Linked DNA regions of Mus musculus: all the other regions are linked to region 1. The links are chromatin loops, found by intact Hi-C in ENCODE. Cell type or tissue: heart. All regions are shown on one strand. Region 1 overlaps Pigk (phosphatidylinositol glycan anchor biosynthesis, class K). Region 2 has its middle 17 kb from the start of 5730460C07Rik. Region 3 overlaps St6galnac3 (ST6 (alpha-N-acetyl-neuraminyl-2,3-beta-galactosyl-1,3)-N-acetylgalactosaminide alpha-2,6-sialyltransferase 3).

The links. A loop is a pair of places that touch in the nucleus more often than their neighbours do. Peaks named below come from ENCODE experiments on the same cell type or tissue, not always from the same donor. Only the 100,000 strongest peaks of a DNase experiment are listed, where the experiment ranks them.
Region 2: it touches region 1 in a loop (27-fold over the local background); 4 of 42 quality-filtered maps call a loop at or near these places.
Region 3: a loop joins it to region 1, with 2.9 times the contacts of the local background. A loop is called at or near these places in 9 of 42 quality-filtered maps.

The regions. Positions count from the first base shown.
Region 1 is chr3:152,782,581-152,785,080 of GRCm38, forward strand. All of the region lies in intron 10 of Pigk (phosphatidylinositol glycan anchor biosynthesis, class K), which reads left to right. Among named protein-coding and RNA genes, the nearest start is that of Gm40181, 28 kb to the left of the region's middle. In heart, a CTCF peak has its summit at 1,354 (motif pointing right); no DNase peak of the experiment used is centred here.
Region 2 is chr3:153,808,320-153,810,819 of GRCm38, forward strand. No RefSeq gene overlaps it. Among named protein-coding and RNA genes, the nearest start is that of 5730460C07Rik, 17 kb to the left of the region's middle. In heart, no CTCF peak of the experiment used is centred here; no DNase peak of the experiment used is centred here; H3K27ac peaks cover 461 bases; H3K27me3 peaks cover 110 bases.
Region 3 is chr3:153,249,669-153,252,168 of GRCm38, forward strand. All of the region lies in intron 3 of St6galnac3 (ST6 (alpha-N-acetyl-neuraminyl-2,3-beta-galactosyl-1,3)-N-acetylgalactosaminide alpha-2,6-sialyltransferase 3), which reads right to left. Among named protein-coding and RNA genes, the nearest start is that of Gm52634, 5.5 kb to the right of the region's middle. In heart, a CTCF peak has its summit at 1,134; a DNase peak (open chromatin) is centred at 1,123; H3K27ac peaks cover 296 bases.

The DNA.
Region 1 (2,500 bases):
TTTGTGAGAGCTTTGATCCCCATCTCCTTTATTGATTAGCCCTGTGCCTTGTGACTTGGGGGGAAGCCCCCTGAGCCTAATCCCTTCTTCTGTTACATTTTCCTATTGATTTCCTTTTAAGTTTATTTATATACTCTGTAAAGTGCAGGTATTTCAGGAATTTGTTTCTGTTCTCCACCTTTGCTCTCTTGTTCTCACTCATTGCATTTGGGCTTATAAATCTTTTTACTGTGTGCATTTCCTACATTTTATCCCCTTTGTCCTTTGTGTTTGTATCTAACTTATTTAAAGTTTTAACTATAGAGTGTATTTTTGTGTTTCCAGAGCTGAGTTAAAACAAATCTGACTTTGACACTAATCCAGTGTTAAGAATGTGGAAACAGTACTTCCTTGCCATTGATTTCAGAGAGTTCTAGCATCTGTAAATTCTTTCTTTTACATTCATATAACATCTACTGTAGGAGGTTGCTATAATAATTATATTTTATTAATATTAGTAACCTTTTACTGCACCATTTAAACATCACAGTGTGTGTTAAGAATGTTTGTATTGAAAACTGAGTTCCGTACTACCTGTGCTCTCAGATGTTTGCTGGGGGCTTGGAGCCCTTCTCTCACAGATAAAGGTGAAGGAAGTATAATAAGCTTTTATTGTTGTAACCCATTGACATTTGTGAACTTTAGTAATGGTAAGTTCATGCATGAATAGAGTGTATCTAAGTTACAGCCACCTGCTCCCCATCCTCTTGACTCCTAGCTAACCACACGCTGGTGGCTGCCTTTTCTGTTCTCTATGGCCATCTTTCTGGCTTTGTGCCAGTACCACAATATTAGCTAGCATTATTCTTTTTTTTCCCCTTAAAGCCTTATCCCTCTCTGTAAACTATCATAATTGTTTACCTGACATCTCATGCTATAGGCATCCTTACCTGTCTTATGTTTTTAAATCGCTATTGTAAGTAAAAGAAAAAAAATCTATTCTTTTACTCACATGATTGATGAGTGCTGATTGTGAAAGAGAATATTTCTTTCAAGCATGAGCTCTTCTCAGTAGTTATTACAGATACATTTATATACTTTGTGATATGTATAACAGTTTCAAATGAAAGTTTACTCCCCCACCCCTGCCCAGGAGTTGTAGATTGGCCAGTGAGAACAGAGTGGTATTAATAAAAGCTTTAACAGTAGGTATTTTCATCTCATAAAAGTGAAATGCAAGGTAGGGAAAAATTATAATTAGTGTTCTATCAAAATGGAAGTGCCAGTGGAGGACAGTCATCCATAATTATCTAATTAGATTAACCACACTGTCAGTTTAGCTAGGGTCAAAAGCAGAAGTGGGAGGTGTTTCCTTGTCCAGCAGGGGGCAGCATCTGACTGTCGCTAATGGGTCCCCTTACCTACTGCTGGCAAGGGGACCAGGTACTTCATGCTGAGCCCGGAGAGTGGGAATAAACACTGTGCGGTGTCCGTGAGGCCTCGCCCATCCCAGCAGAGCTCCTGGTGGGGCAGCCAGTCAGTCCCCTCAGGCCTTCGTACGTACACACCACTGTTGAAATTGGAGCCACAGTGGGTCTGTCTGTGTGAGTCTTTATTATGGCTTTAAGAGTCAATACTTTTCTTTCAGCTCAGTGTTTATATTTCATGGCTTTGATGTGTAATAAATCATTCCACAAATTAGTGACTTAAAACCTTTGTTTGTTGGTCATTTGTTGAATGGGTAGTTTTCAGCTTGTAACTGTTACCATCCTGGTTAACATTACAGTAGGTTGACACATGAAGACATAGTAGGCACACACCTCAGTTACAGAACCGTAATGCAGCTATTGAAGACACAGTGAGGTGGGAGAATGGTCTTCCCTAGACGAAGGCACACAGGACACTCAGCTGTGGACTGTGGGTGTGTGGGAGAAGAGGTGTACGCGGACTCTAGACGAAGGCACACAGGACACTCAGCTGTGGACTGTGGGTGTGTGGGAGAAGAGGTGTACGCGGACTCTAGACGAAGGCACACAGGACACTCAGCTGTGGACTGTGGGTGTGTGGGAGAAGAGGTGTACGCGGACTCTAGACGAAGGCACACAGGACACTCAGCTGTGGACTGTGGGTGTGTGGGAGAAGAGGTGTACGTGGACTCTAGACGAAGGCACACAGGACACTCAGCTGGACTCTGACAGGCTTGGAGCTCAGCAGGCTGGTGTGAGATGAGTGGTAAAGGTGACTGATGTGGTAGATAGGAGCATGGAAGGAGGAGCCAGCCTTTTGAGAGTTCAGAGAAAAAGAGTGTTTCTGCCAGAAACAGTCTCGGGCCGGCATCACCCTAGTCAGTGAGTTTTAAAGAAGTAGACCATGGTCAGGGCCACCTCTGTGAAGGGAAAGTACAACCAAGGTTGCTGCTGTGGTCGTAAGCAGCTGTAGTTTGTACTGTGTCCTCACCCTCTAATGAGTGTGGTGTGTGAGTGCTTCCTGTAAGCAGCAGCAGGGCCCTCATCGGGCCAGC
Region 2 (2,500 bases), 1.0 Mb after region 1:
GTCAGGGTTGCAGAGTTGTGCCCACCCGCTGCATTGTCCCCCGAAACATTAGCTATCTGAGTTTGTTTGAAGGCCAACAACCTCATCTAACCACAGCAGTGCACACTCTCCGTACTGCAGCACGCCAGCCAGTCGGCCCACAGCTGCACAATTTTCTTGAGCCAGAGACAAATCACAAACACAAGGAAAGAAAACACACCGAGGAAATAAGACTCTCCCCCAAAGTGGTGGCCTTTGTCTCCAGGAGCTGTTCTCTGACTCAAACCTCTGCTCTCTTGAAGACACATCTGGAAGTTTGATTGTTTCCATCTGGTAAACGCGCGGGCCGTGACACCTCTATCTCATGTCTAACTTTCAATTTAGACTCTTGAGATTACTAAGAACATTTCTCCACCTACGATCTGCGCCATCGAGAAGGTTGGAGTTCAGTGCAGGGATGTACATAACGAGGGCTCCCAAAGCAGCTTTAGAGTGAATTAGATCGTGTTTGTGGGTGCTCCATGGAAGCCGGATAGGACTGTGAACATGTCGAGGTTCAGCTGCTGTGTAGTGAGTACAAAGAAGTTGTCATAGGGGGCTGGTGAGATGGCTCAGTGGGTTAGAGCACCCGACTGCTCTTCCAAAGGTCCAGAGTTCAAATCCCAGCAACCACATGGTGGCTCACAACCATCCGTAACAAGATCTGACCCCCTCTTCTGGAGTGTCTGAAGACAGCTACAATGTACTTTACATATAATAAATAAATAAATAAATAAATAAATCTTTAAAAAAAAAAAAAAAAAAAAAAAAGAAGTTGTCATAGGCATGAGGTTACACTAACGCTCATAGGAAGCCCTAAAACGAATGTCTGGGAAGAGAGGGAAGGGAGTCACAGAAACAGGCAGGAGTGGAAAAGTTACTCCTCGATTCCCTCGCTTGAAATGGGAAGACCTGGTGGTTCTGAAAGCTCTGTGGGATTACCGGAAGCCTTGGCCTGACGTTTAGTGGCCGTGTATCCCTGACTGACTTTCCCCAACTCCTCTCGCCTTTCTGGAATAAGGACAATAGCAGCAGAGCAGACTTAGAGTGAGAGTCACATAATGTCACCAGAGCAGTGCCCAGAACAAGTAGGCGTTTAGTAATTAGGGCAATTATTATCATGCCAGGAGCCAGGTAAGGATTGAGACCTGTGATGGTTAAACATCATTGTCAACTGGGTAGAAGTTAGAATCACCATGGAAACCAACATCTGGACTCATCTGTGAAGTGTCGTATTGTACACTTCCTAATTCTGAAATAATTTTCCCTCAAGAAAAGTTACATGCATACATACATGCTACAGTGTAACACCGTTCATAAGATTTCAAAGATTTGTTTTGCCCAACAACCAATGGTCGGCATCTTGTCCTGCAGGTTGTACAAGGTGCAATATTAGCAATCTCCCAGTGACAGCTTTTGTAAACAGAGCCTCCGCAGGTCATGCAAGCATAAGCTCAGAGAAAGAAACAGAGTAGCAGCCTTAACATCTGTGTGAAAGCTTGTCTGAGAATAACAGTTCTACAGTTCAGGAAGCCAGTTACTTCTTTAACAGGAAAAGAAAAGCTCAGGGTCGCACACAGGTGGCTTTCACCATGGCAACACCGGGGGCTGGGGCACAGATACTCTCTTTATTACTTTCTGTAATTTCATCTCTAAAAACTCTATGTAAGCATGAAAGAAGAGAAATGCCCCGAGAGAAAGCAAAGGCCAGCGAGACATATGGGAAAGGCAGCCAGAAGCACACAATCACGATGAATTGTCTTTCTGGTGTGCTGTGTATCTGGCTTGTTAGCGTTTGGAGGAAGATATATGGATTTGGAGGAAATCTGTGCTTATTATAATGTGAAGGTGTAGTTATTGTTTTGTTTATATTTGTTGGGTTTTGGTATCAGTGTAAGGCTAGCTTCAAAGTTCTCCAGTGTTTTATGATAGCTTAGGCTGTGTATGCTTTTTGGCATGTGGCCATGTCGAGGAAATCTAGAGTTTTGAAGAGGACACATGTTCAGTAGTCAGTCCTTCAAGAGTTTAATTACAAGTTCCAGAAGGAGGCTGGAGAGATGGCTCAACAGCCAGCTGTGCTTGCTAAGGTCTGGAGTTCAGTTCCTCACACCACACCAAACTGCCTGTAACATCATCTCCAGGGAATCTAATGTCCTCTTTCTGGGTCCCATGGAGACCTACACAAGTATACACACAGGCACACACACACAGACACACATACAGGCACACACACAGAGACACAAACATAGGTGCACACACACAGGCATACACTCACATAAGCACACACAGGCATACACACAGGCACACACAGGTATACACACACACACAGGCACACACACACAGGCACACACACACACAGGCACACACACATACACAGGCACACACACACACAGGCACACACACATACACAGGCACACACAGGTATACACACACAGACACACAGACACACACACACTCAGGCACACACAGGTATACACACATA
Region 3 (2,500 bases), 470 kb after region 1:
CCAGAAGGTGGGCACCGCTGTATCGCGTTCATCGACTTTGACAAAGACAGCAAACAGCACATGGAGAACACACACATTTTGAGAGAATATTAAAACATGGATTAATGTAACATTATAAAATACAAAGCCTCTTACTTAAAGAGAGAGAGGAATTAGATGTCTACTGTGCTTAATGAAACTGTAGTGGGTGTCTATAAATCTAAAGTCCTTACCTTAACCTGAGTTTAAAATAATGGGCTCGCTTGACAGTGCTTTACAGATCCTAGTGCTGAGCAATATCACCGACGACCGGAATGAAAGATAACGGAACAGCGGAGAGGCGGAGCAACAGCAGAGAGGCGGAGCCTACTGGGATGTGTACACAGAGCTACGGGAGACAATATTTCTTCTTCATAATACAAAGAAAACACAGTTGCAAAACTCAGAGTTTATCCCATTTGTTTGGAAGAGAGGACCAGGTAGGTGCTTTGCTTAAAAAGACCGTAGCCCACTCTTGGAAAGCATGAAGGAGAACGAACACACATAAGAGGTAGTATTCACTCCACGATGCAAGAAGGTAGATGGATTTTAAGTCCACAGCAGTAATTAAATTTCAGTGTTGACACAGGACATCTCTACACCCAGGGCTCTAAATAAAGTTTATGCAGTGCCTGTGGGCAAAACATAGCCTACACGGATATTTTTCTCAGGAGCCAAGACTCTTTTTGCTGCATGCCCAGAAAGCAAAAGTAGAGCTGAGGACAGATCCAACCATGATACAAAAGCGTAACAAGAAATATTCCTAAATATTTGAAATTCTGTGGGAGCCTCATCTGAGGTGAGAATGTTAAATCATTTGGGGAGGAGAACCTTTCCTACAAAGGAAATTAACTGGAAGGCAAATATTTGAAACAGACGGAAATAGAATAGGTGAACTAACTTTTGAGCTGAGGCAGGGCTGTCTGGGCCCGATTTCCCAAAGCCATGGTAGACTTGAGAGAGAAGAAATGATATCAGAAGGGGCAGATTCTTTTTCTGTCACAGGAGGAAAACAGCACCTTCAAAGGAGGCCTGCTTCCTGATGGGACTGAACCTCTTCTGCGAGTCTCAGAGATGACGTCACTGCTCAAGCTCTCCCCCTGCTGGGGGAGGCTGAGAAGTGCTCCTGTGCCTTACATTGCCAGGGTGTCCTCAGGCATTCATAGTTTGTTAGTGAGCTCAGGTTAAGCATGCTGGGGTAACAAATGACTCAAGTCCTGGGTGACTTATAACAATTTATTTCTGGCTATGTCCTTGGGATAACGGTTGGTTAGATAGATGGGCTTCCTGTTTCTGACATCCAGGCTCATGCAATGTTCATATTTGGCATAGTACCAACCTCACAATGGAGGGGGAAAAGCACTGTAAGGATAGTAATACAGCGTCCGAGTGTGGTCTGGGACGTAGCTCAATGGGAAGGTGCTTGCTCAGCAGGCACAAGGCCCGGGGTTCAATCCCTAGGACAGGAAAAAATATTTTACGTTCAATCCAGTGATATCTGTCACTGATGGATATCACACTCCCCAGGGCTGTCCTCACTCAGGGCACTCCTTTTAGGAATGGGCTACTACCTAATTTAAAATTTGAGGTTGTTGTTAGCATTTTGATATTTGAAAATCAGGCATGACTACCAACGCTGAACAAAAGGACTGCTATGCCTTGGTGTCTCCAAGGACAGTTTATGGAAACCTAAAGTTGTGAAATCATAGTTTAAAAAAAAATTCCACTGAACATCAAGACTGAATGATGATCAAGCATTGGGCTTTACATCACCATTGGTTATTGACAGCTTCACAAACTTACAAATACACCATTCATTCATTCATTCACTCACTCATTCATTCATTCATTCATTCACTCACCTGCTCACCCATTCCTATAACATCTGTGAATACAGCCCACCCTGGAAGTGATGTCTGATGTCTCAGTTCTGTATTCAGTATCTGACATCACTCCACATCAGCAACACAGATCCTGGCTTTCCCATTTACTGCCTCTGAGACCTTGGGCCAGCTCTCCAGCCTCTGTAATTTTCCAAATACTTAACGCAGAGACAATATAAGTAACTACCCCATAGGTTTGTTATAAAGATGTCTGGAGATAATGAAAAGCACTTTATTGTGCCTGCATAGTAAGAGCCCCATAAACATAAGTCAATGCTGCTCTGCACAGCTGGGGCCAGACTCCAGACTCGATGCTAGCATGGAGGTGAGGAAGACACGCTGGCTTGTACAATCTCATCTACAAAATACCTGGACATCTTCCTCATAGAAGCTTAAGGTGAGTCAACACTGTAATACAGCCTTTTCAAAAGCTAAAGCCAACTCAAACAATAGAGGGAAAATGCTGTGAGAAAACCAATTCCATTTCTCTGTTCCTGATCAGAACCCACCTAGAACGTAGAGGTGTGCAGTGTGCTACGGGGACTCCTCTCCTCACGTCTGTGCAGTGTGCTACGGGGACTCCTCTCCTCACGTCTGTG